Regions from separate parts of the Homo sapiens genome. Here region 1 is linked to region 2. The links are chromatin loops, found by intact Hi-C in ENCODE. Cell type or tissue: MCF 10A. All regions are shown on one strand. Links, peaks and the distances in the headings refer to the core of each region. The heading gives the core; the rest is flanking DNA.

The links. A loop is a pair of places that touch in the nucleus more often than their neighbours do. Peaks named below come from ENCODE experiments on the same cell type or tissue, not always from the same donor. Only the 100,000 strongest peaks of a DNase experiment are listed, where the experiment ranks them.
Region 1: a loop joins it to region 2, with 4 times the contacts of the local background. A loop is called at or near these places in 3 of 110 quality-filtered maps.

The regions. Positions count from the first base shown.
Region 1 is chr2:41,778,178-41,786,518 of GRCh38, reverse strand. No RefSeq gene overlaps it. Among named protein-coding and RNA genes, the nearest start is that of LINC01913, 95 kb to the left of the region's middle. In MCF 10A, for the core only: a CTCF peak has its summit at 3,752 (motif pointing right); a DNase peak (open chromatin) is centred at 3,758.
Region 2 is chr2:40,550,860-40,559,200 of GRCh38, reverse strand. LOC101929667 (a long non-coding RNA gene) reads right to left here. Exons shown (of 5, transcript XR_007086295.1): 5 at 748-860. Among named protein-coding and RNA genes, the nearest start is that of SLC8A1, 100 kb to the right of the region's middle. In MCF 10A, for the core only: a CTCF peak has its summit at 4,308 (motif pointing right); a DNase peak (open chromatin) is centred at 4,310.

The DNA.
Region 1 (8,341 bases), core at 42-8,041, 1.2 Mb before region 2:
TTTCTTACTTACTAATGCAGTTATTTTGGGTAAGTCATTTACCTTATATAAGCAATGATTTCTCCATTTTTAAAAGAAGTAATAGTTAAAAAAAACTAGGAGAGTATTTATGAGTATGAAATAATGGCTATGGAAGGGCTTTCAGATCAGTAAGGCTCTATACAGATGTTAACTGTTGTTATTATCTTATAGGGCAGAGTGGGATCCCAGTTAGGCAAGAGGTGGAGGTATAAGAATGTACTACAATCTGTACATCTTACAAATGCAAGAGTTTGTTTGCCTCTGCAAGTGTTTGCTCCTCTTTAGGCATAAGGATGTTTTATAGAGCCAACCATTTATTTAACAATTCCAACAGATCTTTATTTGAGTGCTTACTAAGTATAAGGTCCTGTCCTGGGCACCAGGCACAGCAATCCTTGACCTCCTGGAAAGAAGTCAGCTGAGGGAGACAGATAATAAATAAGTACACAAACAACTGAATTCATAATTCCAAATTGTGATGTGCTTAGAAGGGAGCTGACAGGATTGTGGTAGACAATTCAGTGATGTGGGCTGCAGGGAGCTGTCTTTGGTGGCCTTCTCTAGGATATGGCTGTCTTGAGCTGCAAGGAACTCAGTGGCATCTCTGGTCTTCCCTCTCATCTGTGGTTGGACATCCCACTCAAGTGTCCCAGCCCATCTTATTTTAGAAGAGCTGCCCTGAGTCATTGGCCCGCCCCTGCCTGCCTTTCACCCGAGCTGGGGAAAGCATCTCTGGGCCATGGGATCTGCCACTTCTGTGTCTCCCACCACCTGTGCCCAACTGAAGACAGAGGCTCCCAATTCAAGGGGGAACAGGCCCTTGTATAAGCCCTCATCCTGCCACAGGGGTCCTATCAGGGGTATGCAGGGGTGAGGGAAGGGATAGAGGCAGAGAAGACTATAGCCGACTTTGCCAGTTTCTGCAGTAGTCAGGCCAGCTGCTGGGATGCAGCTCCCGGGCCTGCAGGCTGAGTGAATTCCAGAAGCAATGATTTCGGGGGCGAGCTGGATTTTTATCAGGAAGCTAATGAAGCCTGCTTCCTTCCCATGCACGACTGCCTGGGACAACTTAGTGCTGCTTTAGGTGGCCCACTCAGCACCTGCCTTCTGGATCCGGTGTCTCTCAGGCGAGCCAGCGGAAGCTTTCTGGCACTTATTTGCTTTCTCAGCTTTAAAAACTCTGTCATCTGAGACAGACCAAGTAATTGCTATGAAATAATCTGGGAAGTCACATCTAGAGATGAAGGGTAAATGTAAGTTGCAGGCACTCACATTCTCTTGCTGCTCTAGGGTATAATGGTCCAATTTTGACCAGTGGAGAAGGCAACACCTTAAGGAGCAGCATGGTACAGGGAGGAAAGCTCTGGGCTGGGAGTCAGAACATTTGGACTGTGCTCCTCAGCAGATGGGTTACTGTAGGCAAGTCACTCCATCTCTCTGGTCTTAGTATGTTTATTGTAAAATGAGTGGGATAGGCTAGATGATGTCCCTCGACTGTTCCAGATCAAATAATGAGATTTCATACAGCATTTATAGATACATGCTTTGAAAACAATACTGCCCAACCTGTTATTTATTTATTTATTTATTTTTTAAAAGAATGTCCAGAAAAGGGAAATCAGAGGCTGATCCTCTGCTGGTGAAATGACATGTGATTCTACATTTCCTCTAGACTGCTGACTTAAATTCATTGTGATTGATGCATAGTTTCTGCAGAACGGAAAGGCCATCTCTGAGATCAGCCTCTGAGTGCTTCCTCATTGGTGGGTCCTAGCAAGTGACTCAGTGGTTTCTCCAATCACCAGCGGGCAAGGAGGAGGTGGCGAAGGTAGGCATTAGGCCAGGCCAGGCGGGCAGCAGGAAATGGTTGGAATTGTTGACACTTGCACCAACTCTTTGTTAAGCCTGTGGGACACTGCCCCTTGCATACTGTGTGACACCGCCCCTTGTGTACACTCGGCCAGTTTCTACCCTGCTCTGTGCTGTCCTGGAGGGTCTACTCCCAGAGAGTGTGTCACTCCAGGCTTCCCTGGCAGCCTGGGTGGTGGAGGAGAGGGAGGTCAGGGCACTTGTCACTGCTGCCTCTCTGCTTTGGCCCCTTGTCACATCCAGGACTAGGGTTTTTTCACAACTTCTGCCCTCACTACACTCTGGTAATGCTACTATCGCTGAGCCCTTCATCTCTAGGGAAATTAATGGCTTCCTGTTGGGTGCCTGTTCATTCTTTTATCCTGTCTACATTTCTATGGTTAGTCCCATACAGGGTGAGTTCTGTTTCTTGCCACATTTCTAACTGTTAAAACATCCAAACAGGGCATGAAAAGCAACAAGGAGTTAAGATTATATTTATCTGTGGTTGTCAACCATGGCTCCATATTAGAATCCCTTAGAGACCTTTAAAAATCCTGTGTTTGGGCTCAATTCCTACAAATTCAGATTTGATCAGTCTAGAGCAGGGCCTATGATTGGGATTGATGGTTACAATTTTTAAATTTTATTTATTTACTTATTTTTTGAAACAGAATCTCACTGTGTTGCCCAGGCTGGAGTGCAGTGGTGCAATCACAGCTCACTGCAGCCTCAAACACCTGGGCTCCAGGATCCTCCTGCCTCAGCCTCCTGAGTAGCTGGGACTACAGGTGGGAGCCACCACATCCAGCTAACTTTTTAATTTTCTGCAGAGACAGGGTCTCGCTATGTTGTTTAGGCTAGTCTCAAACTCCTGACCTCAAGAGATCCTCTCTCCTTGGCCTCCCAAAGTATTGGGATTACAGGTATGAGCTACTGCACCTCTGATTGATATATTTTAAAAGATGTTAATGTGTAGCCTGAGTTTGAAACAATCAGTACCTCTGATTAGTATTGATTGTTGGGGCTGGGGGAAATTCATCTTTTTCCTTTTCTTGGTGGCAAAGGCCCCCTCTTTTTTTCTTTTAAAATTTTTACTAGAGAGAGTTTGATATATACACAAAAGTAGGTTGAGTAGAGCAATGAACCTGCATGTACCCATCACTCAGATTCAACAGTTGTTAATTCAGAACTTCAACTGACTGTGATGTCCAACTTCAGATGACTGATGGCTGACTGGTGTCAGGCATGGCCTGTCAATCTGTAATGCAGCTTGTAAGAACACCCACAGATACAGGATGGATCTGGTGAGCGGTATTTGAAATCTTAAAGCAAGGAGTTTCTTATGGCAGGAGTGGACTCAGTTTACACTTTACCAGTTATATGGGGAAGTTTAATGGCATTGCACTATTAAACCATGCCAAAGATGACTTTCGAAGATTCTGATCTCAAATGTTGCTTGGTTTGACTTGTCTCTTAATGTAGATCTGGATGCTAGCTTCAGAGCCTCTTGGTAGGACATTTCTAGAAAGTAGAACGGTATTGTTGATGAAAAAAAGTGGCCTCAGTCCAAAGACAGATTTCCTTTTCTATAAAATGAGGAGGGAAAATTCCATGAGTGCCTAATGTTCTTTCTGGCAATGATACCAGAAAGTGAGTCTATGAACCTAAGAGAGTGAAAAATGTCAATAATCTTGAATGGTGTTGGTTGGGTTGGGGAAAAATTTGAAACAAACTTGCCACAGGTCAAGTGGCTTTCATGAAATTGACTTAATTACTTATCACTACTAAATGAAAATTGAATCTTTTCCTAAGACTGAATATCAAACACATGTGCCGAATTCCGGTTAGAAAAGTATGATTGTCATTTTTAGTGTTACCACTAGATGGCAGGGGTGCCCCACAGTGTTGGTAAAAACCACCCTGCATTTTCAGGTAAGGAGGATCTGAAGGAGAAATATACAACTTGCTTAATAATTTTTAAGTAATCATGTATAGGTTCAGCCATGGTTTGGGGAGGTAAGGTAGTGGGGTTTGGAGTGAAGATAATTTTTAAAGTAACATTGGGATTTTTCAGGAGGATGGCCTGACAGATGTCTAACCGTTTAGAAGTAAACCAGTGGCCCCACCTTCTGTTCTAACAAAGGGGGTACAGGTCGTGTGGTGTGTACTGGGGTAGGTTGACCCAGTGTGGACTTTACTGTCTCCTTGGAGAAGATGACAAATGGTGGCAATGGCTCGGAGGCAAGAAGGTCAATCCCTTGTGACAATGTCTAGTTGTTTTGAAAAGTAGGCTACAGGGCTCTTGATATTTTTTAAGTCATTAACATCCCTAAACTCATTTCTTGTGTCTTGTGTATGAACAAGTCAAACAGTTTTCTTAGGTTAGGGACTCTCAACGCTGGAGTTGTTAATATATATATTTTTAATGGTTAGAAAGATCTTTTGACATTTTCCAGTCTACTCCAGGGGTTCAGTATCTTTTTTTTGGTGGCAGGGGGTGGTTTTATAGAGAAGTTTTGCTGTAAGGCCAAAATTGGGAATCTAAATATGGGCAAAATCCAGTCATACTTAAAAACCCTCACAGTGTCACCATGTCACCGTGTTGTGGGTCTGGCCACAATGAAAAGAGCTTTTCTCCATCTTGAAGTAGATTTTTTTCTGTGCCTGAGAAAGTTTAAGTCTAAGATACCTAACTGAAGGGTTTTGAGATCTGGGTCTTTTCTTGGATACCTTACATCTGCATCTAGTCAGCTGTAGTATTCTGGTCAGAGTTTCTGTTGTTTACTAATATGTCCTCAACACACTGTAACAAAATCTCATTTTTAAATTGACTTCTTGAAGGTCTTTAACAAGTATTTTTCTCAAAATGATTGGTGAGTTTTTAAAGCCTCGGGGAAGTATTGTGTAGCAATACTGTTTAGCTTGTGTGTCAAGGTCTTATTATTTACAGGCAAATAGTTCTTGGGATTCTGGACTCGAGGAATATACAAGAAGGCACCTTTTTAGGTGTTAAGACTGAAAACCAGCAAAACTCACTGATGAGAGTTGTGAGTAGTGTGTGAGGATTGGGGACTGCCAGATGGATGTCTTTGAGGGTTTGGTTAATGGCCCTTAAATCCTGTATAAACATATATTCCTTAGTTTTCAGTTTTTGTACTGGTAAGATGGTCAATGAGACCTCCAAAGAGGCCTACAAATCAGGAGAAGAAAAGGGGGTGCTGGTTGCACACAGAAAGCTCACCAGAGATGTCTCCAGAGACCAGAAACTGTTTTTCTGCTGCAGGCAAGGTTCTGCGTTGAAGGTCGACACCACCCTGCCAATAGGGCAGCCCCTGGGGATAGCTCTTAGTTCAGGAGAAACAAGTGGCTGCCTGGGCTGTCTCTGGGTCTGCCCTAAAGGCAAGGGGGCCCAGAGATGTAGGCAAATGCCCAGAAGGCATGTGGTTCCTGGCTGACTCGCCACAGATTGCTGCAGCCTCAAATCCATTTTGTCAAAGGATTCTGGGCAAGAGGTTTTTTTTTTTTTTTTTTTTTGGAGTCTTGCTCTGTTGCTCAGACTGGAGTGCAGTGACGCAATCTCAGCTCACTGCAACCTTCACCTGCCAGGTCCAAGCAATTCTCCTGCCTCAGCCTCCTGAGTAGCTGGGACTACAGGTGTGTGCCACAATGCCTGGCTAATTTTTGTATTTTTAGTAGAGATGAAGGTTCACCACGTTGACCAGACTGGTCTTGAACTCCTGACCTCAACTGATCTGCCTGCTTGGCCTTGCAAAGTGCTGGGCAGGAGTTTTTAAGGGGATCATGGAGGGTGAGAGTCTGGAAAATTTGAGGTCATCGATTGGTCAGAGTAAGGAGGGTGAAATCATTATTATTATTTTTTTTAACGAGCTGGCTTTTTGCTGGGCCCTTCGGATCAGCTGGCATGGGTAGTTTTGTGGGTATGCAGAGCCTAATGGAGAAACTCAGTGGAAAGCTTATTATCTCACAACGTCTTAGGTTTCATCTGTAGAACAGAAAGAGAACAGTCTTGTGACAAGGGCTACACATCCCGGGGTAGTAAGCAGTGACAAGCCACAGGTGGGCCGAAGTGCATACTGGCTTCATGATAACTGTGGGTTGTGTTACAAGCCTAGTTGAATTTTATTTTGTATTTTATCCATTGATTTTATAAAATTTTCTTGGGGACAGTTTCAGAACTTTCTATCCCAGCAGAAAGGAATTTAATAAGCTTTGACGAAGTCTCCCTTGAAGATGCTTAGATGAATGACTTTCTTTTCCAGAGGTAGACACAGGCACTGTCTATTGTCAAGGCTGTGAACTGTGCTCCTAGTATTGCTTTAAGTAGAATTTCTTCTCCTTTCTGCATGAATTGCTGTTGACACTGTTGCAGCATCTTTGTAGCTGAGGGTCACCCATTGGAGAGTCTTGTCTCCGAGTAGAACGATACCTAAACCATCCAGGTGAAAGCTGCCTGGAATTAAGTAGAAAAAAGCCCACTAGCAACAGCCTTGTTTAAATGGTTGCTATCTTGCCTCTGCAGGAAGCCAAGCAGCGTTTAAAAAATGCAAAGTCAGCTAAGTTGGTGCAGTACAGAGAACTGATTATGAAAGCTTCACTATTCCATTCTGTCTCTTTAAATGAAATGATTTTCAAAACCTAAAAGTTTAGATGCCAAAGGAGAGGGAAGAAAGCCAAAGCTAAAGGGGGAAAAAATCACATTCCAAAAACAGGGGCTAATTTTACAACAAAAGGAAAAAATCAACTTTGAACTGCTTCAGTGGGCACAGAGGGAAAGTTGCTGCAGATCTGGGCTTCAGGGCTAGCCTGCAAAACATCCAGAGGACCCTAGTCACTGAACAGGAGCCTGCCAACCAAGGTGGGTTTAAGGTCCTCTCAGTTTGTTATAAACAACCTTTTTCCTGAGGATTCTAGGCCCCAGATTTGCATTTTCTTAGAGGACTTACTTTAGAAAACTTAATGTAAATTCTTTCTCTGCTCCTTTGAGATGTAACTCTTGTCCCTGCTGCCAGTTTTATAAGCCAGTAATTTGCTTCTAATTACTTATTTGCTCAATCCAGATGTCTTTTTCTGGGACTGATGATACCATCCCTTTGCTATATAGTCATCAAGAAAGATAGTGCCCCATCTCCCAGTCTTGGTGGGAACATAGGAGACTAACTATGATAAGTGTCAGTTAACAAACTCAGATTAATCTCATCACTAACCTGCTTCAAGCCCCTCCCATACATTTGCATGAATTCACCCCAGTACTCAACACCTCTCCTGCCTTTTGTTTCAGCAGTTGAGGTCATCGTTCTCCTTCTTGCAATAGTCTTGAATAAAGTCTTCCTTGCCTTTTAAACACTGGTGCAACTTTGCTTTGACTCTGCTCATTCCAAGTCCTTTCTCTGGGATCTGGAATCAGGACACCTCTGTGGAGCCACCTTTTCTCCCTAGATGGAACTTCCCTGGGAGATGCCCCACCAGCTTCTCTTCTAGGCTGAAAGAACCCACTTCCCACTTCTGTTCCCTCCCTCTTCCATCTGTTTCCCTGGAAATGCTCATACCAGTGCTTCCTTAGGAGAGATGACACAGGGAAAGTGAGGGAAAGGGCTACTCCAGCCCATCTCTTGCTGTTCCTTGGGTCTGATCTCTATTTCCATAAGCTTCTTTCCATTTTGTATTTTTCTTTTAAATATATATTTTAAATTCTTGGGCAGGGAACAAATTAGGAATGCTATGCATAGATGAGAGGGAGAACATCTCTTAAACAGATACCTTGGGATCCCTTGAGTAAGTGGCTCAATGGCTTTACTTTGAGAAATGTATGGTTCACTGGGTGGAGAAGATCCCACTAAGCATGGTGCTGAAGAGGTTGGGCTCTGGAGTCTGCCTGGATGGGCTGATTCTTATCTCTACTGCTTAGTGTGTGACATTGGGTGAGTTGCCTACGTCTCTCGCTGTGCCTCAGATTCTTCACCTGTAAAATCAGGGCTAAGAATAATAGTACTCATGTCATAGGGTTGTTGGGAGGATTACAGGCTTATTATGCAAAACGCTTAGTACAGTGTGCCTAGCATGGGTTAAGCATTCAGTACCTTCTTAGACATATTCATCATTATAATAAGAACTTTTTCCCCCCCAGAAGGATACACAAGCAGTTGCTAACAAAGTAACCTTTGGGAAGAAATAGAATAGGGAGGGAGATTTTTCCTTTTGATTTTGTACTTAATTGTACTGTTTCAACTTTTTAACCATCTACTTTTAAGATTTCAAATAACTAAACATTTCTCCCCTCTGGTAATTAAGGGAAAAAAACCTTAATTAAGAGCAGGAGAGAGAATTCTTGTCTAGAAATGATGCTTCAGTACATCAGTGCCATTTCATACTTAAGATTTAGTTTTGAAGAACCCATTTTAAATAATAGAAAACTAACCTCTGAAACAATTACATAATCCCTTCTTCTAAG
Region 2 (8,341 bases), core at 120-8,119:
TTGTAAGGCCAATGAGTGGGTTTATGGCTCCTTACAACACAACGTTATAGACAGCACCTACCAATCATTTGATACAGATTTGCTAGAAAAAAGAGCCAGCACCACATTTTCTGCTCGGTTCCATCCTATGACCTTTTTTATTTGCATCTACCTTTGACCACACCCCTTTCTTTCTCCTTGTCACCACACGTTGAGTTAGATCTCCCGTCATATTGCCACACTTCATATTACACAACTGGTTTTTGCTTCTCTGTCTCTTCCCCCACTGCCCCAAGAGGAGCAGGCACGTGTTAAGAGATGAAGCTAGTTTCGTTTCTTTTTATTTCAATACAATAAGAAATAGGGAAAAGTGGAGATAGAAAATGGAATGTTTGTGTTTATAAATGAATAATTAATATTTATAATTTGTTAAAAAATTAATCAAAGAAAATTTATTTTGGACTTAGATTTCCTAGCCTTGTGCCCATCTACACATGCTCACGCTCACTTGCCGCCATTACCAAGGAAGAAAAAGGGAATCACCATGAGCAGTTTTTCCTCTCCCCCGTCTAGTATTAGTTTGACAACCATATGGATACTGAAGAAAAGTATTTTACTGGATATCCATATTAGATTATTGGGCCCTCATTTATAATGCTGCAAAAACCTCAAAGTTGTCCTGCATGGTCAAGGTCAATGTTCTATTGTAGAGACTACTGCATTCTATCAAGAGCCCTTCTATTTAGTAAAGATTTCCCAAATGCTCACCTGAAAGTTTATTTTAAATAGATGCAGTTGGTTCCCTGGAGAGAAATCCAGTGTCACTAGCTCTGGATAACAGTTATAGCTTCTAGTTTCATTTAGCTTCACAGGCCTTTTAACTGGAAAAAGAAATAAGAGCTAGAATGATACATAAGGAGGTGAGTGCAAAACTGCTTCTCCCTGGGAAGATTTAGAAAACTGACAGGCATGATGTTAAATCTGCCATGTGGACGATAACATCAACTGGAGGAAACATTGCAGATGTTGTTAATACCTGAAAAAAAATAAGACGGAGGAAAAAACCTTTTGTCAGAGAATATCTGTCCTACTAAAAACAGAATTTAAAGCTAGGACAGGATTTTCCACACAGGTCCTTGTAAAGGTCATGTGACCCTCTACCTTGCATTCTGTTTATAGATGAATTATATTTCTACTGTGATTTGTGCAATGATTGCTATTATCCTGTATAAGAACACATTTAAATACCATGCCAGCTCAAATTAAAATAGCTGGACTCTTTCCTACCACTGCTGTTAGAAGAAATAACTAGCATGCTATAAAAATTGCTGTTTGGCCCCGAATTTTGCATAAGGTATATAATGAGCTAAGTTGAAATCTATTATATAGTAGAGCTTAAAGATGACAAACAGCTTTTAAAGCTTGGTTATGTTAAAATAAGAGCATATATATGTATTTGTGTGTGTGTGTGTGTGTGTGTGTGTGTATTTGTGGGTGTAGGAGTGAGTACCAATGGATACACAAAAAGAATTTTATAGCACTTCTTTTCTACAGTTCATTCAGGTATGTGGCAAATCACTCGACCTCCAGTGAACTCATTTATAATGGGTTGAAAATATCCAAAGATGGGAAGACTGCCGGGAAGATAGCAGGAGATGCTGTAAGTGCAGCAGTACTTCCTGCTTCATTGTTCTTTGACCTTTTCTTCATTTAAAGTGATGTTGGTACCTGGAGCAAGGCTGCTAGATTAGCAACATAAGAACTATTCTCTTTTCATTCAGTGGAAATATACCTGGGAAAGTAATGTTAATTTGCTATTTGTACTAACACTGTCAGTAAAAACTAGGGGACATAATAATGTGGTATAGAACTTACCTAGGAGTATTCATCCTAAGATCCCAGTCACAGCTTATTTGTTTATTTGCTCTATTTTACATTTAATGAGAAGAGAATTGAAATCTGCTACTCTGCCTTCAATACTTGCTTGTTGCTGTCAGGGTACAGGATTAAAGGTGCTCACAGTGAGGGAAACACAAACTTCAGAATTCCTCTGGACCCAAGGGTCAGTTATAATAGTCCTGGTATTATTTTATTTAATCTGTCAATAAACCAGTGATACCTGGTGGCTTACCAATGGGGCGAAGCTGGGAAAAGACTCACTGCTACCCTCAATGTCCAAAAAAAAAAAAAAAAAATCACCATCATCCGTATGAGTGATCCTAGTGTGAGGCCGAGCAGTTAATGACAATGGGGCACTCCTTAGTCAGCAGACACAGTCAGGAACAGTCAGAGTTAGCTCTAGTTTAGTAATAGAATCTCCATTCAGAATTCCATTCATGTGAACAGTCTCCGTGAAGAGCAGACAAAAAGTATTCCCTAACAGAAAGAGAAAACGGCACCCAAGAAGAAACAACACAAGCATAACAGTTATGGCAGGTATACTTAGGGTCAGGGCAGATCTGGCGAACTCTCTAAGCAGACACTAGCTCATGGGAGTTTGTGGATAAATCCAGGGCACAGCAAATGACGCATTATTCTCTAGACTCTGCCAGTGCTTGAGGGTCCCCATCTGCTTGCTAATACTATAGAGGACAAAGGACAGCATCATCAACCATGGGCAAAGACAGAGCATGCAGGGCTGTGGCCCCATGGCATTCACCATAACGGGTCACTCTCCCCTTTCTCTCTGGTTCATTTGGCCATTCTGTCTAGAGAGCACCGCAGACACTGTGCACAACAGAGGCTTTAAGTAGCTACTTCTCCATATCCAGAGGTTTAGAGGATTGAGTAAGAATCTAACTTTACATGCTTTTAATACAGCTAATTACAAGCACATGTGTTGTTAGGGCCTCAGTTATTTAGTATATGGGATGTCTTTTTGATATATACTCCTCCAGGGCTTATCTTTCCTTTCCTACTGTTCCCACCAACTTAAGATCAGATTTATCTGAAAGGAATTTTGGCTTATGCATCTATAAATATGCCTATTAATATTTTTTCTGTAAATACAGAAACAACACGTTAGCCTTATCAGTGAAACCTTGGGCCTCTTTACTATCACATTTTCAGCTTGCATTAGGATCATAGTAAACTAGCTAAAGGAAGAAAAAATAAATAAACTGTCATTCTAAAGGTTAGCCTTCTTAATTAAATGAAAACTCACGCAGCAGCATTAGAAAATGAAGTGACTGTAGCCTGTGCTCTTTTTGAGGGGACCCTACAGAGCATCCAGCCCATCCTGCCAAAAGCATGGCAAGCTGAATTAACCCCGGATGGATAAGAGGCTGCTGCGTTACAGTGGTGGTTTTTCGTTTGCAAGCAAGTGGAATTGACTGTGTGTGTCTGTTCTTGAAACTGTTCCATTTCTAGCCCACCTCATTTTCACCTTCTCTTTGATTTACCACCACCACCACCTTGCTGTTCCCTGGAGCTTCCTGCTTTCCCTACCACTGTCTTTCAGCTGAAGCCAATGTGGAGAAAAAAATCAGTAACAAGGTTCTGGGTTAGGTACTTTCACATTTATAAGTTCATTACCACCTCTTTTTATAGAAAAGCAAACTGAAATTCAGAGTTGTTAATGATTTGACCTAAGATCACACAGCTAGTGAAGTATGAGAGTAGACTGATCTATCTCCAATGCCCATTCTCTTTCCATAAGAACAACTGTTTGTATTGCTCTCCTTGCATTCCCACTGCCTTCATTCATAAAACTTTTCTCATGGTCTCCAGGATCACACTGCACCCTCCCAGCACCATAACAGAGCTGACTCTGTCTAGACCTTCAGCCTAGCACTGTCCTACCTCTTCCTTGATTTTGTTATTTTTGGATAGGTTCTTGGCCCCTTCTAGTTGGCCAGGAGCTCTGTGAAGTCCTCACACGAGTAAGTAAAGCCAGAGGTTTTCCAAAGCAGTGAGAAAACTGCACGTTTTGAGATCGGCAGTTCATTCTACCCCCCTCATTTCATGGTTGTATCATTTCTATCATCCTCTAACAAAATAGCTATGAATAGTCACATCATGACATTGCCCTCCATTTCAAAAATTAAAATATTCTCACTCTGTGATTTTTTATTGGTTATACCTGTATTCAATCAAATATATTGATTATATCTTTTCTTGATAAATATAAAAACAATATGATAAAAACTTTTACATAATCCTAATAAGTTAGAAAATTTTTCCAGACTCTCATTTTTTTAGTATAAAGAAGGGCTTTACATTAATTATACTTATTCAAACTCTTGGATTTGAGGGTTTTCCAGAGGGTGAATGTGTTTAGGCACAGCTGCCACACTGTGCAACTCCATAGTGCACTATCTGCATTGAGCTCCAGGGGGAGCCATTGAGATTGTGATTGTGATGGTATCTTCCAAAGTGGAAGACAGTGAAGTGATAAGGTTTGAAAAGGTGGTTTGCGTGTCTGGCTGTAATTAGAATTATCAGGGGAGCTTTTAGGACTGAGTTTCACTCACGGCAATTAAGCCAAAATCTCTAGGTGGATCTAGGCATCAGTAACATTTCAAAACCGCTGGTGTAGAGCATGAGATCTTGGAGACGTGAAACCCAAAGTTGAATCCTAGTTTTGGAACTCTCCAAGCTTCATTTTCTTCATCTGTAATAAAATAAGGCTATGAATTGTTCTTACTTTATAGAACTGTAAATATAACCCTTAGCATTGTACTTCTAGTTAACATTTCAAGGTAATTAGTAATCACTACTGTTATTATTATGAAGAAACATATCACTACTGTTCTAATACCTCGATGTCTTTAAAAATAAAAAAGGATAATATACTACCAATTAAGCCACTTCTCAGAGATTCAAAGGGCATGTAAAATATAATTTATATTGGATGAGTCAGAAGATAATTCATTCAGTTGAACCTGTAGAAATCCTACTAAACTGCGAAAGTGGAGAATTCTACTAAAGATAGCACCTTCTACAATCTGACAATGAAAACCCTGCCATTGCACTTTTGCCTTTGGTTAATTTATATTTTCATTCTAACCACTCTGCACTTTGTCTAGTATATCAGTGTTACTTCAACTCTCTCTCAAACGCCAAGCATGAATTTATAGTGATTTGTTAATTACCCCTAGTGATTTCAGGTACTTCAAAGTTAACCTCCTAAGCAAACCCCTTCACAATTTAAGCCCAACCAATAGCAAGCCCTGTCAAATACATTTCATGAACATCTGGCAAGCATTAATCCTCTTCTCCATCTTCTCTCCAAGGCTAGGAACATCTCTTTTTTCGTACTCCTTTACCTGCTACTGATTCCTAATTAATCCTCATATGCTAAAAATAACTTCATAAAAAACAGATATTCACAAATCACTTCTGCTTTAAATTTCCTTTTACTGCCTTATTACCGACAGAATCAAGTCCAAAGTCCTTAGAGAATAAAAACCTTCAAGATCAGACTTTCATTAAACTTTTCAGAATCCTCCCTCCACCCACCGCTTCTTGATAAATGTCCTGATCTAACCACTCTGAATTCCACATGATCTCTGAATCTGCCAGTGTGTCTTTGCATACAGTCACCATTTTCTTTTCCTAGCTAACTGCTAATTATCTTTCAAAGCTGAAATCGTGTGTAATTTTGGGGGTGTTCTTTTATTACTCTTCTAAGCAGCATGTGTCTTTTCCTCTTCTGTGTTATTATGGCACTTACTGTGCTTTAATGAAATTGATCATTTATATCCTTCTCACTCAGTGGTCTGAAGGCTCCTTGAGAAGAGTCTAGGACTAACTTCGTGTTCTTAACTTTTACCTGACAGAAAGTCAAATGCATTTAGTTAAGGTTTATTTCATTAGAAATGAGACTTGCTGGACTGTGCTGAGGAACTAAAAATTCTAGTTGTAAAAAGAACTCAGAACAAAGATTAATAAATGAACTATTAGACACATGGATATTTCATTCAGTGTGGATTGGGAAAAATCCCTGTTGAAGCAGAAACATTCTACCCTCCCTTCTATAGCTCCACACGAGCTGGAAAAGCTGAGAAGCACCTAGAAATGATCTTGAGTTTACTGTGGAGCTAAAGGAAAGTGAAATTGTATACCGCTCAGCCAGTGGTATTGACACAAATACATACACTAAAGAAAGTAAGATCACACATTATTCTCTAGACTCTTTATTTTTAATCATCTGTAGTGCATAATGTTTGTGTGTGAGTTTTAAATTTATACATGTTAGATCACAAGGAAAACATGAAAACATTTACTGTACAATTTGTTCTCCAATATAACTTTGCTTTTGGACAATGGAGACTGAAGAAAGGCTTTTAAAATGATAAGACATCTCTTTCACAAAATTTTCTTCCCTGGAATTCCAGATCAATAATGTTTTTAGAAAGCTAAATTAATTAATAGGATATGGTCTTCACTGAGAATATTATAGGTGAACTATCCATAACAAAAAAGATAATGAATTAATGGTTATTGAAAAATAACCACTAAAATTTAACCAATTAATACTTTGCAAGTATTCCTCATGTATGACATTTAAATCAAAAGCTAAGTTACGCTGTGATCATCTAGAATAGCTGGGAATCATACAAATATCGAAGCCATTTGAAAAATGATTGTTGAACCAAAAATTAAAGTGAACATGGTAGAATCAGCTGGTATTACAATAGATGCCCATTAGCATTGGTTTTAGACTCTCTTTCTTATCCTCAAGCAAGTATATTTTCCCCAAAAAAAGAAAATGGAAAACACACACACACACACACACACACACACACGCACACACACACAAGAAACTGAGAAACCCAAATAAATAAATAAGATGGGAAATGAGAAAAAGGATAAAGAAAATGATGGAACAAGACAAGGAAAAAGCAAGAAACAGTCGTAGTAACTTGTCACCAAGCAATAAGAAGCCTGTACAGGACTTGGACCCTGAATCAGCTCTCATGTTACTCTTCTTACATTTCACTTATCATTGCAAGGGACACTGCAGGCTGGTGTGTCCACATTAGATCCCCTTCAGAAAACTGAGGGATTATGAATAGAGCCACCGTGAAAAAGAAGAAAGGGCATATTATCACTGACCCTGAAGTAGATGCACATAAAACTTCATGACCAAAAAAGCTTTCTTGGTAGGTTACCCAAGACCACTGATGTTACAAACCACTGTTTCTCAACTGTGGCCACAGGCTCAAATCACCTAGGGAGCATGAAAAAATATATAACCAGGCACCTCCCTCAGAGAGGGGTTTAATTGGTTTGAAATAGGATTTGCTGTTTTATTTCATTTTTTGAAATTTCTGAATGATTATAATGTGATGTGGGGCTCCATCTTTACAAAAGAAAAAAATTCAGAAAATATGTGCTGGCTTATTTATTGCTAAAACAACTAATTTGAACTATTATGAACTATGGAGTATTTATTTTCTTGAAATCCATGGGCATTTTCTGAATGCTTTGATCTCATTCACCTGACAACATAAAAACTATTTAATTGTTCTGAGCACATGTTCAAGGCATCCTGCTACCCTGGTCCCTACCACTGGTAGATTCTATGCTGTTTGTACTGAATGAAATAAGCCAATATTGATCTCATAGCAATCTCATCCTTTTCTCCTGAATTCACAGAAGAAAATTTTGCCTATTCTGACAGAAACATAACTACCTACTCCTACTATTCTTCTCATGTCTGCTATGGGGGAAGCTTCTGACAGTGTTAATCACTCTGCTTGTGAGAAGATACAGTGAGGGGATACGTATCTTTGCTAAAGTTTTACATCTTATTTTAATATATTAGCTGTTAACATTCTTAGTTGTCATCAAAGCAAAGCTTTAAGATTTCTCCTTTTTTCATAATCAAAGTACTTCATGAAACCCTTGCATGAATGACGGGAATTCCCAAAAACAAGTTCAGGCACTACCGATAATAGTCCCAGAATAGAGATGTTGGAATGAACTAATGGAAAGAATCCTGGAGCTGCATTTGGAAGATATAGGCTTTTAACTGGATTGGAATGTTTCCAAATTGCATGACCTTGAGCAAGTTATTTAACCCTTATGAGCCCCAATGTCTTTACCAAGGAGACTGTAAGTCCTGTACTAGCCAGCCCACAATGGGGTATAGTGAGTATATGTAAGAGGCCATCTTTACAAGGACATTTCGTACTTTTGCAAAGCACAATGAAAATTGATTTTTTTTCCTCTTCTGTCTCTTTTCTCCACTCCTTTCCATGAGGTACCTGGACTTCCCAAGCACAAACACCGCAGGCAGCTCTGTGGGAGCATAAGACCCCAAATAGCCAAGCAAGGCACCCAGCACAAACAGGCCGGGGCTGGAAGTAACCTGGGATAAAAGGACTGGAGAAGATAGTGGTATAGTGGGGTAAAA